Linked DNA regions of Mus musculus: region 1 is linked to region 2. Evidence: chromatin contacts called from ENCODE Hi-C or POLR2A ChIA-PET data. All regions are on one chromosome and are shown on one strand. The core of a region is the stretch at or near the end of the contact, and the rest is flanking DNA. Distances in the headings are between cores, read along the strand shown. Region 1 has its middle 26 kb from the start of Gm33149. Region 2 holds the start of Slc38a4 (solute carrier family 38, member 4).

Region 1 (5,507 bases), core at 684-3,183, 80 kb after region 2:
GCAAGCAATGGTGGCAGAATTACACAGAAGTGAGTAAGTCCACTATTACATTCGGAGACTGTCACTGCTGGGCACTATTGTATCTAAGGCAGGAAGAAATGACAGAGTCTGGGAAGGGACGGGGCAGTGACTGTGAAGCTTAGTCCCAGCAAGATGGTGAAGTAGTGGTTTGTGGTAAGAATACTGCCCCCTCCAGGTGGGGGTGCACCCATGGTGGCAAATTCTCAGTGGTGGAGGTATGCCATGGTTCCTGTCTCCAGAGGACAGCGCATTAACAGCAGTTCTGGTTCCAAGATGTCACCTCAGAGACACCACACTGTCCATGGAAAGCAGGGCACAGCCACCAAGTCCTCCTTTGGGGACACTGGGGCTCATAGAATCCAGGTAGTTTTCTGTGCTGGGCCAACCACCCATGAGTTCTACAGAGAGTCCATAATGACCACCCTGTCAGTGTGCAGGGTCCCAATGTCCAAGGTGCCGATGTCCAGTCCCCTGATGTACGCCATACTCTCTTTAGTTGTTTTGTCGGAATGTGGTAGTTTATTCTTCTCTTTGGCTATCCTTGTGGAAGGGGGTGAGCACTAGAGGTGTTTATCTTATTGACACGACTCTGCTAAGGACTCTTAAATGTCACCCATAAGAAAATGAATGGGTGCTGGGATTTGAACCAGGGTCCTCTGCAGCCCTGACCAACCCCAATACCCAATTCTAGAGGTGAGAGCAGCAGGTCTCACCTATTGCTGGGGCCCTGAAACGCCATGAACTATGGAGATGGTTTGGTAGCTTCCAACAAAACTAAACACACCACCACGTTACAGTAACCAGGCTTTTACATGTACTCAAATGACCCGGGAACATATGCCCACCCACAGATGCTGATAGCAGCTTTATATCTGATCCAGAACTTGGAAGGAACCAAGCATCCTTCAGGTCAGTGGGAGAGTAGATTGTGGCCCATCCAGACAAGGGCTTGTACTCGGCAGTGAGGAAAATGAACCGTCTTGACAAGGAAGCAAGTGGGGGAAACTTAGAGGTTCTTTGACGAGGGAAACAACCAATCACATAACAAGAAACACTGTAAGACCCCCCCCCCCACCAGTGGCAGGACCAAGTTACAGAGAAGGCAGAACATTCAGTAGTGGAGAGGTTGGAGGGAGTGGGTGGGGAGTGAGTGGAGACATATAGGACAGTGGTGGTACTCTGTACGCAGCATAGGAGAAAACACCGCTTTAGCTCTAGTTCCAAACTCCCAGAACGTACAGTTCCAGGTGAAGACCAAGGTAAACTACGGACGTGTGAAGCTGATTAACTAGTCATGTTGAGCACCAGCAGCAGGCAGAAACTCTGTGTGGATGGTTGTAGTTTGGAGATGTCCAGAGGACACATGGGCTTCTCTCTGCACTTTTCTCTCAATTTTGCTCTTGACCTAAGGCTGCTCTTAAAAAGGGAAATCTGTTAAAAGAGAACCCCTTTCTGAAAGTTGTTCTCTGACCTCCCCCCCCCCATGAGTCCCCTCCCCCACCCCCATGCACAAGTAAATAAGTGTGATTTCAAAATGTTGAGCTGTCGGGGGCTTGAGATGTAAATTTCACATAATAAAATACAAATTCTCATATCTGACTTCAAGCACTTATTTTCTTCAGAAATGCTCTACTGGCTGCCAGCTTTGCCTGAGACTCCAGTGAAGAAGAAAAAATAATAAAAATGAGTCAGGTTTCTGCTTCACATTTCAATGAGTGTAAATGTGGGCAGTGTCTCCAGTCTCTTAATTGCTAAGTGATTAGTCGGGTTTTTAAGTTACTTGCCTACTTGCCTATCTTCTTTACATTTTAAATAAGGCCTGACCTTAAACTGTTGCCACTGAGCAAATTCGGCTTGCTTTTACAGATGCGGGAACCTAATGAACAAGGTTAGTGCTGCCACCTACTGTTGGAGGAGGAAGTAAATTGCGTTTCCCACGCAGTCAATTTGGAAAGACGCGGGGCAGCCAAATTGCTGGCCTGATCTCGGGCGGGGAAAGCCTGTACTATTATCTGGAAAAGAAGGGCAAGGTGATCAATGAAACTTTTGAGATAGACGTGGAAGATTCTGGAAACAAAGAATAAGTGTCAAGAGATCTGTCCAACTTCTCGGCCAGGAGATTTCCTGGGGCTCTGATGTCTTTAGCAAGCCCTAGTTCCATTTCTCTTGTATTGCTTCTGTCTGTGGCACATTACAGGACAGTGTAGGGCTTCAGAACTGTCCCTGGGGGACGGGTGGGAGTGTAGAAAGCTTCCTTGGCCTTCGTCTTCCCTACCCCTGCCTAGATTCTAAACTGGCTATCTTTCAGCCATCGGAATCTCATTTTTCCTCTTCCAGATACTTTCCACCACAACCTGGGTCACAGCGGGTGCATTATGTCACACTGCCTATTTTAAAGGCTGTGTATCATGTGATATCTCACAGTTCATCACCTTACAGCTATTCAGGTGTCCCATGAAGAGCTGTCACCTAGGCTGCTGGGAAGTGACCCAGAATGCAGCCTAGCAACCAAATGGAAACACGCACAGCCTAGTTCAAATTGTTAGGCAGGACTTTCTATAAAACTCAAAATAACATCAGCATCGGACAATATTTGTCCTTATCAACTCAAAGGAGGTTTGGGCAGGTCTGGGAGGGTAAGACTAAAAAATTCAGGAAGTTTGATATACATAGTCACACACACACACACACACACACACACACACACACACACACACTATCTCCAACAGCACTTGTAACAGGACTTGCTTTGGGACTGCCAGCTTCCAAATAATGACACAGAGACATATATTTATTTATGAATGCCTAGGCCTGAAGTTAGGTTTGTTTCCAGCTGGCTCGGAGCTCAACTATTCCGTTTATGCTAATCTAAGTCTCACCATGTAACTGGTTAGCTACCTCTCCTTCCTTCCAGGCCTGCAGCTTCTTCTCCATCTTCTTGATGAATCCTCCCGGGCCTGACTCTCTCCCAGAGTTCCCCTCTCTTCCAGGAAGTCCCACCTTCTATTTCCTGTTTTTGTTACAGGCCGTCAGCTTTTTGATAAACCAGTCAGAAGGTGAGAGAGGGTGGGTTTACAAAATATGATGCAGCCATATTAATAACGACACCAAAGTCAGCTTGTACTTGGCCCTCTGCCAACAGAGAGATCAGCATTTGAATAATACAAAGACGGTGTTTACACGGTGCACAATATTATCCCAACAGTGAGTTCTCCCAACAACTCCAGTAATGGCTCTAGTTAGACAGTCGTCTTCTTCCTTGACCACTGGACCATCCTGTGATGGGTTACACATCTGCAAACAATATACGTATTTCTAAGAACTGTGTGGGATTGTGTCTTCTTCCAAAATAAAGAACTCCCCTGTGCTAGTTAATGACTCTAATCTTAGAACTTGGGAGACTGAGGCAGGGGGATGACCATGATTTCAAGGCCAATGTTGGCAACATAATGAGGTCTTGGCCAGCCTTGGCTATAGAAGGAGACCTTATCTCAAAAGAGGAGGCAGGAATATGAGGAAAGAGAAGTAGAGGAAAAAAGAAAGAGACTCAAAGTTGGCCACAGATTTAAATATAAATGTAAAGCATGAAAAAAATCACATTCTTTACCCTCATTTTCAAATCAACTTAGGCAGATTAGTTCATCACTTTTCTCTAACGTTCTGGATTTTTCTAGGTAATCCGAGTATGCAAAGTGCGAGTCATTCTTGAACAGAAGGTTATAGGAGCTGAACGGGCATCTCTTTCACAGGACCATTCGATGGTCACTGGAATAGAAAGCTTTACCTATGTGATGCAGAGGTTGCTGGGCTCCTACTACTGTGTTGAAGCTGTGTGAAGACAGGCTTACAAACGGATCCAGGCATCACGTGCCAGAACTCAAATCCCTGCTGTAACAGTCACTTGTACATCCCTGGTGTGATTGTCATCTTAGAGGCTGGCTGATGAGTAAGCTTGCCCTTTCTGAACTCTGGCTGGCTGGTTCAACTCAACTGCTCTGGCTCAAACTCCCCTCCAAGATGACTGATTCAATCTGGCTTCTCTTGGCTTCTCACTAAATTGCTCTGCTTGGCCTCAAACTAACTCTGGCAATCTGTTCTAATCTTCTGGATCCTTCTCTGGCTCCTTCTGTCTTCATCTGGAACCTGTCTCTGTAAAACTGTCCCCGTAAAAACTGCCTCTCTCCCCCTCTTTTCCATGCTCCCCTCTTGAGCTAGCTCTTTCCTGTCTGTTCTCACGAGAAATGGGCATATCCCTTCTCTGACTCTGCCAAGTCCTTCTCTGATCCATCACTTTGTCTGCCCCTCGATTAGAAATCACTTTCAAACATGGCTGCTTCCTTCTATAAACTAACCTTACCTTAATGGTGTGTAGTAAAGGCATGTCTATATTCCAGCCAGGGGGATGAAAGGCATGTGACATTAAATTCCAATAGATCACACAGACCTAGGTCTTTGGATGTGATTAGAGCAGCCATGTTCCTGGATTAAAATTCCTCTACATCCTGTCCCACCAGTGTTGGACCTGTGTCTTTCTATTGTTTATTTCACCCCTAGTAATCTCTGTTTCCTCAACAGATAAGCTGCACTTGCTAGTACTACTGATGAGACTGTCTTAGTCAATGTTCTTTTGCTGGGAAGAGACACCATGACCAAGGCAACTCTTACAAAAGGAAGTATTGAATTGGGGTCTGGCTTACAGTTTCAGAGAGATTAGTTCATTATCATCATGGCAGGAAGCATTGTGGCACACATGGAGCTGAAGCAGTAGCCGAGAGTCACACTCTGTTTCACAAGCACACACTCACACAGAGGGAAGCAGGGAGAGAGAGAGAGAGAGAGAGACAGAACCTGGCATGGTTTTTGAAACCCCAAGGCACACCCACAATACCACACTTCCTCCAACAAAGCCATACCTTCTAATCCTATGGAAGAGTGCCACTCCCTGGTGACTAAGCATGCAAGTATATGAGCCATTCTTATCCAAACCACCGCAAATACTAGCCCTATTCTTGGCACTTCCCAAGTTCTCAGTTACCATGAGCTGCAGTTATTAGGTAGAATAAGTTACTCAGCAGATTCTGACTGCCGTGAAACAGCAGCGTCAGTCATTGACTTGCCTTGCTCATTTAGCTGGTATCGATTAGGAAGCGCTGAATTTAGAAGATGCCTGATTGACTAACAGGATCTCATTATCAATAATGGAGATACTAGGGTTATTAACATTCCTCAAATTAAATAGGAAAGTCCCTCCTGGAATTCTCTTCTCCTTTTCTTTCTCTTTTCCTTCTCCTCCCCTCCTTTTTTCCTGTCTCCTCCTTCCTCCTGCCTGACGTTTTGTTGGTTGGTTGGTTTTGTTTGTTTGTTTGTTTGTGTTGGGATTGAGCCCACGGTCTTCTGTGTAAAGACGAGTTTCTTTCGCTGAGTTACAATACCCCATGCCTTGACTTTTCTATGTGGATGCTGTGTCGTCTGTGAATGGACTTTTG
Region 2 (5,471 bases), core at 2,136-4,635:
AGAGGCAAAACTCATACAAAAGACCTCTTAGGACTGAGGTTGGAAGCTAATTTTCAAAATAGAGTTTGAAAAGCCATGCACATACCTGCCACGAACATCTGTGGAAGTGGGAAGATGGTGGTCATACTGCCTGCCACTCAAATCCCCACTTCATTGTAGCTTAAGTATTATTTATATATATTTATATTATAATATTAGTATTATATTAGTATTAATATGCGAGTATTACCATAAATATATTTATATACTTAGACATAAAAATGGTAATATTTTTATACTGTGACTTGTGCATTGAGTAAGCGATAAAACCATGAAAAATTAAAATCAGGACAGAAAACCTCCCTCCAATTCTCTCTATAAGCGTGCAAAGCATTTGTTGAGAAATCTTTTTGTGGGTGTCAGCAGCATCTATGCTAAAACAGATTCCTCAGACAACCAGAAAAATAACACTGAGGACACCACAAAATGGCAGCTCCCTCCCCGGGTGCCTGCTCCGACGACGCCCGTCACAACGTGATGGACCCGTAAACACATTTTCCTCATTTCCAGATTTAGCCGCTTGGTTTTGGTGACTACAGGCCAGACCTCCCTTAATTCAAGAGAGGACAGAGGTGACTTGCAGAGGACTCTGAACCCCTCCCTCCTCTCTCCCCAGAGGCATCTCCACCCCTGAGCACTGACTGTGCTTAAACTAAATGGCTCCCGTCGCAGGCTCACCCTGAGATATTTGCTACATTTCCCTCTTCACCTCTTCTTGTTCCTCACCTAGCCAACTCCTACTTCTGCTTCAAAACCTAGCTTAAGAATCACCTCATTTTGTCCGGCAGTGGTGGTGCATGCCTGTAGTGGTAAAGGAAGGTGGATCTCTGAGTTCAAGGTCTACAAAGTGAGTTCCAAGACAGCCGGGGCTACACAGATAAACCCTGTCTCAAAAAAGCAAACCAACAAAGGACCCACCGATTCTTGTTACACTACTTGGCATGCCATTTAATAAAGCAGATTCTGATGTAGAACATAATGGCTTACTTTAATTATCCTCCACTAGACCAATCTATTATTCAACAAACATTGGTGACCATGAAGAATTTGCTCTGCCCTGTGTGAAGTGACAGTGGAGATATATTTAAAAAACAAAACAACAACAGAAAAACACCAACAAGAAAAACCTAATAGATTTCCTGCGAGCCAGTGTTACACCATGACCGTCCGGGGAATGAATGAGTGGAATTAGGTCATTACATATCAAATAAGAGGTGGACCACAGGAAGGTTTATGGTCATGTGGAAGTGATTCTGTTTTCCATTTCTCCCGTGGCTCCCATCCTATCATGACACATAGTAGTGCCTTTCTGTTCTCGTCCCTCCTGGTTTACTGTCTTTAAATAAAGAGACAAAGAGGAACCTCTTTGGAGGATCTAAGGACACTTTCACGGAGGAGTCACATCAAAAATCCTGCGTGCTTATCAAACATTACGATTTGTGACAGTAACAAAACTATAGTTATGAAGCAGCAATGGAGTAATTTTACGGCTGGGTGTTCACCGAGGCATGAGGTTCGATCTTAAAGGGTCTGAGTATTAGGAAGGCTGATTTATCCTTTCACCGCAACACACATAATGAGAACCAAAACATCAAGCAAGCGCCGGTCTGCCTCACTCCAGCTTTTCTGAGGGCTCCCGATCTCTAAGCACCAGCCCAGAGGCTCAAAAAAACCCTCTAGGCGTGTGGCCACTGCCTAGGAATTCATCCCTAATCATCCTTGCTTAAGTCTCAGGTTCAGCTCGCCCCTCTTCCTCCAACTGGGTCAGCAGTGCTGAAGGAAGCATCACAGGCTCTGGTATACATGGAAGAGTTTTTCTAGCCACCTTTCCCTGTGGCTCGCCACGAGGGTCCGTCCATGGAACTCCAGCCCAATCCCCGCGAGGATCGGTTCACAGGAACCCCAACCCGATCCCCGCGAGGGTCCCTCCACGGGAACCCCAGCCCGATCCCCGCGAGGGTCTCTCCACGGGAACCCCAACCCGATCCCCGCGAGGGTCCCTCCACGGGAACCCCAGCCCGATCCCCGTGAGGGTCCTTCCACGGGAACCCCAGCCCGATCCCCACGAGGGTCCCTCCACGGGAACCCCAGCCCGATCCCCGCGAGGGTCCCTCCACGGGAACCCCAACCCGATCTCCAAGAGGGTCCCTTCACGGGAACCCCAGACCAATCCCCACGAGGGTCCCTCCATGGGAACCCCAGACCGATCCCTCCACGGGAACCTCAGACCGATCCCCACGAGGGTCCGTCCCCAGGAACTGATACCCTGAAGAGCCACCTACGCCTTTTCAGCTGTCTGTCCCTGCTCAGTGCCTCAAGGCAAAAGGAGTTCCTTCTGGTTGACCAAGTTGTCTCCTCCCAACTACTCCACGGTCAGTTTCCCTCTCCTCTGAAGTCCTCCATTCATGCCCGCGACCCCCACCCTACCGCGGGGTTTCGGCGCCTACGAGCTGTTGGGTGTGGCGGATCCCCGATCCCACCATGTGGGAAGCAGTCTCGGCTCTAAATCAAATTCTCACTTTGCTCCAGGCTCTTGGGACTCCTTAGAGTCCCCAAGCCTTAGAGTTCGCACTCCGGGAGCATGCTGATCTGCTCGCCGTAAGGCAATTTAACAACGGGAGCATGCTTACAGTCAGGAAATTCAACTACCAACTATCAAGAGACCAGCGAGTCTATTTTAAACCCTGAACCCGTGTTCCCCCACCACCTCCGGCGGGCGGGGGGTCATAGGCACACTTCCAGCAACTCGGGTAGCACCTAGTGGGCACGATCCCCAAGGGTGAGGAGCCAGATCCTAGGAAGGGTGAGACCCTCTTTATAAGGCAGCTGCTATCGTTCAAGGAGGTCCCACAACAAAAATCTCAGAGCCAATAGACCTCCAGTCGGCAAGCCCACACCAGTCTCTGGAGACGGCCACGCAGGCACAGTTCGAATAGGAGCCTTCAAAAAAAGCCCCTCAAGCTATCCCCTCCGCCTGCCCTGGTTTACTTCACTTCTAGTCACTGAAATAACCCAGTTAGCCTGTAGTTCTAAGGTACAACCAACAAATTTTGACCCTACACAGTTCCGAGACCTGAATGCCCCACGTGCGCTTGTCCCCACGCGCGCGCGGGGGCACACACATACACGCGCGCACACACGCGCAAACATACACACACACACACACACACACACAAGTTAGGATCTAGCCCTAAAATTCCACGCTGAGTCGTTTTTTAAGAGAAAATATACCACATTTAACTCACCCGCCTTTCTGTCTACCCTCTTCGGGTTGGAATCCAATGGATGTGGCGGCAAGGGTTAGACCGGGAGACCCTTCCGTCTTCTCTATTGGCTTCCCAAAGAGTGGAAATTTCCATCCTGTGATAGGGGGCAGCATCTCGATCTCCTTTCTTGAGGACCCTCCCTTCCAGCCTAGCCACCAATAGCAGTGCAGGAACCTGATCTGTCAACAGAAACATCTTTCCAGGTGGAGTCTAGCTGTCCAGCTGTCCTTTTAGAGGGAAGCCTGGAGCCCAGAGAGCAATGGAGGCCCCTCCACCCGCCCTGGGTCTTGTTACCAAAGAGTTTGGTGTGAGTTCATTTTCGACTGTGAAGTTTCTTTATTTGGGGGGATTTTCCTGTGTGCAGGATATATCTACATCGTTAAGTAGGTAAAAGTAGTCAGTGTAGAGTATTCGACAAACAACTTTTTCACGGACTACACAGCTTACTGTCACCACATAACACAAAGCAAACAAATAGAATATGGTGGTCACAGTAAAAATCTCTATGCAATACAAGGGCAACCTTGCCGTCACCCACTTGTGAACCTTTCCTGTAATTCTCTTATGGGGTCCTAGTTTAAATATGATTCTGAGTACAAAGGAAGCTATAATAAACTACATTTTCTGCTCGCTAGGAGGGTCTTAAGGAAAAATATGTATATGGAACCATTTTCTGATAAAACCATTTTCTGACACTAAGCATAGTTCCCGCTTCAAAGAAGGTCCGTGTTTATTTAATAAAAGTTGCCATTCTTTTTTGGCAGAAGGGGTTCACTGGTGGAGAAGTGGCCTCTGAAGATTTAACAGACCCACCAGGGACACAGACAGGGCTTTTGGAACTCTCACGCGCCCAACGTAAATTATGAAGAGCTGCCGGTCTAACTGTCTGTCTTCAGGAAGGACACTTAGCTCTTCCCATTTCATAGCTCCTGTATTAGAACAGTACTAGAACATGGCGGCACTTCAGAAAGAAAACAATGTAACAACAGAAACATCTGCATGCTAATAAGGAACACTCAAAACGTTCCATCAGTGATAGATCTCTCTATGTCTCTTGTCTCTATGTGTGTCTCTGTCTCTGTCTTTCTCTCTTCTCTCTCTCTCTCTCTCTCTCTCTCTCACACACACACACACACACACACACACACACACACACACACACACACCTCAGATTATACAAAACAGTTCAACAGAAGGGTAGCAACAGAAGAATATATAACTTCTACCACAGCATGATTTTGTACCACCCCCCCCCCAAAAGCACAATATATATAAGAAATATTTAGTTTCACGAGAGTAGGTTAGCAATCCTGGTCAAATATGATATATACACCCTTTTGGTTTCTCCTGGCAAGAAGTTCAATTTTGTGGAGTTAGAATATAACAGAATAATTTTAAAGTCCCCTTCAGCTTGTTGAAATTGGGTTTTATTTATACTGTGCTATCTCACCATTGCCTCTTTAATAACACGTAAGGAGTGTATGTAGTAAGCTACTAGCAGGTCATAATGGCTGGACCACAATAAAAGGATTTGAGGCAGGAGAAAGATTTCTATCTCTCAGGGCCTGACCTGAGACACAGGAGAAGCCAAGGCAAGCCCATAAACAGAATATCAGTGGGGAAAAAACATGGCTGAAAGCAAATAGTTCCTTCATGCCAGCAGCTCATGCCCGAGAGATGTATAACTGCCCAACTTTTCAAAACCAGGAATCCTAGCATCCATCTTTCCTTTCTTGTCCTTTTTAATTTTTTAAAAAGTATTTATTTTACGTGTATGGGAATTCTGCCTGCACATACACCTAACATGGGCGTGTCTGGTGCTCTCAAGCTAGAAGGTAGTGTCGGATCCCATGAAACTACGATTACAGGGAGTTGTGAGCCACCACATGAGTGCTGGGAATCAAACTCAGGTCCTCTGGAAGAGCAGCAAGTGCTCTTAAACACTGAGTCATCTCTCCAGCTAACTTGTAAATAAACTATTTATTTAATCACCTTAGCTCATACCAAAAAAAAAAAAAAAAAAAAAAATCAAAAGCTATGGTTCATTGCCTGGTGTAATAGGAAACTACGTGTTATTCATTTATATATGCTGGAACTACGAGTCAGGTTATGGGCTGAGGGGAAATTATGCTAATTTTATCTATAAAGCATTGGCATTCCGATTCA

The links. A loop is a pair of places that touch in the nucleus more often than their neighbours do. ChIA-PET counts read pairs that join two places held with the same protein, here RNA polymerase II (POLR2A).
Region 1: a loop to region 2 is called in a map of gastrocnemius, with 2.1 times the contacts of the local background. The contact joins the enhancer-like site here to the promoter of Slc38a4 in region 2. A Hi-C loop is called at or near these places in 3 of 37 maps with a recorded cell type or tissue (adrenal gland and gastrocnemius). POLR2A ChIA-PET finds 5 or more read pairs at or near these places in 2 of 5 experiments (both embryonic stem cell).

What each region holds. Positions count from the first base shown.
Region 1 is chr15:97,133,554-97,139,060 of GRCm38, forward strand. No RefSeq gene overlaps it. Among named protein-coding and RNA genes, the nearest start is that of Gm33149, 26 kb to the right of the region's middle. Within about 2 kb of position 1,934, at least 1 of the 3 ENCODE cell types and tissues checked has a DNase peak (open chromatin) inside an H3K27ac peak, as active enhancers do; it is gastrocnemius, where a contact is called at or near this core.
Region 2 is chr15:97,052,571-97,058,041 of GRCm38, forward strand. It overlaps Slc38a4 (solute carrier family 38, member 4), which reads right to left and starts at 3,386. Exons shown (of 16, transcript NM_027052.3): 1 at 3,285-3,386. The region is part of intron 1 of Gm32840 (a long non-coding RNA gene); the gene reads left to right.